Regions from separate parts of the Homo sapiens genome. Here region 2 is linked to region 1. A link is a loop called in an ENCODE intact Hi-C map of the cell type or tissue named here. Cell type or tissue: CD14-positive monocyte. All regions are shown on one strand.

What was found. A loop is a pair of places that touch in the nucleus more often than their neighbours do. Peaks named below come from ENCODE experiments on the same cell type or tissue, not always from the same donor. Only the 100,000 strongest peaks of a DNase experiment are listed, where the experiment ranks them.
Region 2: it touches region 1 in a loop (2.3-fold over the local background); 1 of 110 quality-filtered maps calls a loop at or near these places.

What each region holds. Positions count from the first base shown.
Region 1 is chr12:121,275,566-121,278,065 of GRCh38, reverse strand. The region is part of intron 1 of CAMKK2 (calcium/calmodulin dependent protein kinase kinase 2); the gene reads left to right. Among named protein-coding and RNA genes, the nearest start is that of CAMKK2, 20 kb to the left of the region's middle. In CD14-positive monocyte, CTCF peaks have their summits at 1,024 and 1,223; DNase peaks (open chromatin) are centred at 475 and 885; H3K4me3 peaks cover 363 bases; H3K27ac peaks cover 2,500 bases.
Region 2 is chr12:121,424,644-121,427,143 of GRCh38, reverse strand. It overlaps a transcript of KDM2B not described here. Among named protein-coding and RNA genes, the nearest start is that of MIR7107, 18 kb to the left of the region's middle. RefSeq lists an enhancer at 1,555-1,634. In CD14-positive monocyte, a CTCF peak has its summit at 1,519; a DNase peak (open chromatin) is centred at 1,723; H3K27ac peaks cover 2,500 bases.

The DNA of each region.
Region 1 (2,500 bases):
GTCTGATCCCGTAGCATCCTAGGCCTTATCATCATAACTCCGATCATGGTTACAGGTATTTTCTTTCCTTTAAAACACTTTTTATTTATTTATTTATTTTAGATGGAGTCTTGCTCTGTTACCCAGGCTGGAGTGCAGTGGCGCAATCTCGCCTCACTGCAACCTGTGCCTCCCGGGTTCAAGTGATTCTCCTGCTTCAGCCTCCTGAGTAGCTGGGATGACAGGTGCCCAACACCACGCCTGGCTAATTTTTGTATTTTTAGTAGAGATGGGGTTTCACCATATTGGCCGGGCTTATCTGGAACTCCTAACCTCAAGTGATCTGCCTGCCTTGGCCTCCCAAGGTGTTGGGATTACAGGTGCGAACCACTGCATCTGGCCTGAATTTGACTATTCTAGATACTTCATGTAACTGAAATCTTACAACACTTGTCCTTTAGTATCTGGCTTGCTTCACTTAGCGTATGTCTTCACGGTTCGTCTGTGTTGTAGTGTGAGTCAGAGTTTCCTTCTTTTTTGTGGCTGTATAGTATTCTGTTGTATGGCTCTGCCACATTTTGTTTATTCATTCGTCTGTTGATGGACACTTGGTTATACCTTTTGGCTATTGTGAATGATGTTGCTATGAACATTAGTGTACAAGTATCCGTTTGAATCCCTACCTTCAATTCTTTTGGGTCTATACCTAGGAGAGGAATTGCTGGTTATATGGCAACTCTACGTTTAACTTTTTGGGGAGCCACCAGGCTGCCTGATTGTAGTTTGAATTTGCAGTTCTCTTACTGTGAGGTTGAACATCTTGCCGCATGATTGGACTCTTTGGCGTTCTCTTACCACACACTCTGTGTGCATGAGTCAGGCCCGTGTCAGGGCTGGGGCGTTGGGTTTTCCCTTTTGCCTTTCCTGTTGGGCTTTCCCTGCCACGTGCCTGGCGTAGTAGCTATTTCATCAGTTCTTCTGGAAGGACCGTTCCGAGAGCGCTGAGGGCCATTTTCTGCCTCTCAGCCAGATCCTCCAGGGAGCTCTGGCTTTCCGCTGTCTGTACCTTCCTCTCTTTTACCCCACTACCTCCCAATGTCATCGGAGATACCATTTTATTCATTCATAAAATCTCTGCTGAGCCCTCACTGTTTTCCTGGGACATCTAGAGAGACCCCCCCCCCACCCCGCCCTTTTTTTTTGAGATGGAGTCTCCCTCTGTTGGCAGGCTGGTGTGCAGTGGTGCAACCTCAGCTCACTGCAACCTCCGCCTCCCAGGTTCAAGCAATTCTCCTGCCTCAGCCTCTCCAGTAGCTAGGATTATAGGCATGAGCCACTACACCTGGCTTATTGTTGTATTTTTAGTAGAGACGGGGTTTCACCATGTTGGCCAGGATGGTCCAGAGAGACCCTTTGTGATGTGGGTGATTAGCATGGAGTGGCCATCATCCACAGGTGTCTGTCCACAAATGTACTCCCTGAATTCCAGTGGTACCTGTGACATTTGTCCAGCAGAATTTGTCAAACACGTTAAGCAAAGGTTAATGTTCTGTCCCAGAGACGGTAAGAATTGACAGCCTAAGGGGATGTGTTAATCTTTTTTATTTTTATTTTTTGAGATGAGTCTTGTTCAGTCACCCAGGCTGCAGTGCAGTGGTGCGATCTCGGCTCAGTCATTGCAACCTTCACCTCCCGGATTCAAGTGATTCTCCTGCCTCAGCCTCCCGAGTAGCTGGGATTACAGGTGCCCACCACCATGCCCAGGTAATTTTTGTATTTTTAGTAGAGATGGGGTTTCACCAGGTTGGCCAGGCTGGTCTTGAACTCCTGACCTCAGGTGATCCACCTGCCTTGGCCTCCCAAAGTGCTGGGAGGATTACAGGTATGAACCACTGTGTCCGACTTCTCTCTCTTTTTTTTTTTTTTTGAGATGGAGTCTCACTCTGTCATCCAGGCTGAAGTGCAGTGGCGTGATCTCGGCTCATTGCAACCTCCGCCTCCCGGGTTCAAGTGATTCTCCTGCCTCAGCCTCCTGAGTAGCTGGGACTACAGGTGTACATCACCACACTTGGCTAATTTTTGTATTTTTAGTAGAGATGGGGTTTCACCATGTTGGTCAGGCTGGCCTTGAACTCCTGACCTCATGATCCACCCGCCCTGTCCTCCCAAAGTGCTGAGATTACAGGCGTGAGCTGCCGTGCCTGGCCTTTTTTAAAAAATTGAGATATAAGTTCATGTAACATAAGTTGGCCATTTTGAAGTGTATAGTTCAGTGGCATTTAGTACGTTCACAATGCTGTGCAACCATTACCTCTATCTAGTTTCAAAACGTTTTGATCACCCCAAAAGGAAAACCTGTGCCCATTAAGCAGCCATTCCCCACACCCACTAATGTCACCACCCCCATAGTCCTAGGCAACCATTAGTCTACTTTCTGTCTCTGTGGAGTTGCATATTTTAAAAATTTCATATAAATAGAATCATATATATGTGACCTTTTGTGACTGGCTTCCTTCAGTTA
Region 2 (2,500 bases), 150 kb before region 1:
CAAGGGAATGTTTGCTGTGTCAAATCACAGCTTAGTAACCTAGAAAAGAGGCTCTGTCCCTTCCTCTAGGGAATCTGATGTTTACAAAGGAAGACACCATGGCACCTCAAATGACATCCTTTCATATTGTGAAGATGGGATAAAGAGACTTCACTGTATTCCACTGCAGACTTATCCATATGACATGACCTATTTAAAAAATTTACTTAAAGCAGCATGGGGCTGGGTGCAGTGGCTCATACCTGTAACCCCAGCACTTTGAGAGGCCGAGGCGGGCGAATCACCCGAGGTCAGGAGTTTGAGACCAGCCTGGCCAACATGGTAAAACCCTGTCTCTATTAAAAATACAAAATTAGCTGGGAGTGTAGTATGCACCTGTGATCCCAGCTACTCAGGAGGAAAAGGCAGAAGAATCACTTGAACCTGGGAAGCGGAGGTTGCGATAAGCCAAGATTGCACCATTGAACTTCAGCCTGGGCAACAGAGCAAGACTCTGTCTAAAAAAAAAAAAAAAAAAAAAAAATTGTTTAAAATTATCCAGGCATGGTGGTATGCATTATATGCCAGCTCCTGGGGAGGCTGAGGCGGGAGGGCTGCTTGAGCCCAGAAGTTAAGACTGTAGTGAGCTATGATCATGCCACTGTACTCTGCCTGGGTGGGCAACAGCAAGACTCTGTCTTTAAAAAAAAAAGGGGGGGGAGGGGGTAGAAAGGCATGCCAGTTTAAAAATTCAAATTCCAGGGGGAAATGCTTGCCCTCTGCCAAACAAGCCAATTTCCAAGTATCAAGCCTGTTACACTAAACATTTCTGTTGTCTGACATTTCTATTATCTGGCTAATAAACCAGGGTTACTTCAAACTACTATCTAAAAAATCCACCAAGCATTTTGTACTCTTTCTATAAAGAAGCCACTAAAACTTAATACACAAATCTAAGAGTAAACATTAAACTGCTTTAAACTAAGACTGTATAAATCTGAATTTTTGAATTTAAGTTTAGACAAAACCAGCACCTACTGCTTAGCTTCTATGGCCTGGATTTAAAGACTTGCCACCACCAAGTTACCAATTTGGAGGAAATGTTAAGATTTCCAGAGTCTCATCAAAAGATTACTTTGGGAGGAAGAGGCGGGTGGATCATGAGGTCAGGAGATTGAGACTATCCTGGCTAACACAGTGAAACCCCGTCTCTACTAAATATACAGAAAAATTAGCCGGGCGTGGTGGCGGGTGCCTGTAGTCCCAGCTACTTGGGAGGCTGAGGCAGGAGAATGGCATGAACCCAGGAGGTGGAATTTGCAGTGAGCTGAGATCACGCCACTGCACTCCGGCCTGGGCAACAGAGCGAGACTCTGTCTCAAAAAAAAAAAAAAAGTTTAGACAAAAAGCACAAGTGCCCACAAAACTCTGGCAACTTATGCTGCTTCTAAAGGGAAACCATGACCTGCTCAAGCCAGTTACTACCAATTGTGGTTGCAGACAAACAAGTGGGAGGCCTTGATTTACATGCTTTGATCTTCAAAAGCAGAAAATTTTTTTCTTTACTATTAGCCACACAAACTTTCTGCCCAAAGCACAGGGGCATCTGCCTCCTGGTGTTCACAGGTATTTTCAGCTCTGTTGATGGACTAATAAATTCTGAGCACCCAAGGCCATATGTGTTACTCACTGCACAGTCAGGAGATAACAGACTCTGAGAAGTGGCCACTCCCAGCTGCACTGAAATGACAGTTGGTCTCAACTCAACCATCCTGAGTCAAGTCAAGTTGGACCTAAAAGAGATTTCACAACATTTTTGCATAATAGCTCAAGTTCCTCTTTTTTTTTTTTTTTTTTTGAGACGGAGTTTCGCTCGTCGCCCAGCCTGGAGTGCAATGGCACGATCTTGGCTCACTGCAACCTCCGCCTTCCAGTTTCAGGCGATTCTCCTGCCTCAGCCTCCTGAGTAGTTGGGATTACAGGGACCCGCCACCATGCCCAGCTAATTTTCGTATTTTTAGTTGAGACAGTTTCACCATGTTGACCAGGCTGGTCTCGAACTCTTGACCTCATGATCCACCCGCCTCAGCCTCCCAAAGTGCTAGGATTACAGGCATGAGCCACCACACCTGGCCCAAGTTTCTCATTTCTTATGTGGTACTGGAAGGGTTAAGAGCAACTCTGGCATCAGAGCTAGGTTCAAATTCTGCATAGCCACTTTTTAACCATGAGGTTTTAGACAAGTCTAACTTCTCAGAGGTTAGAGAAGCAAAGCAATGTTTATTTCAGAAAGTTGCTTTGAGGACTGCAGAGGCAACTACAGCACCTAGCGCAATACCTGGACACAAGAAACAGCACATCAGCAGTTAACCTTACTGATAAGCAAGCAGGAAATGTAAGCACTGTTGCTCATGTGGCATTGTTTTTTTCTTTTTTTTCTTTTTTTTTTTTTTTGAGACAAGGTCTGGCTCTGTTACCCAAGTTGGATTTCAGTGGTGTGATCTTGGCTCACTGTAACCTC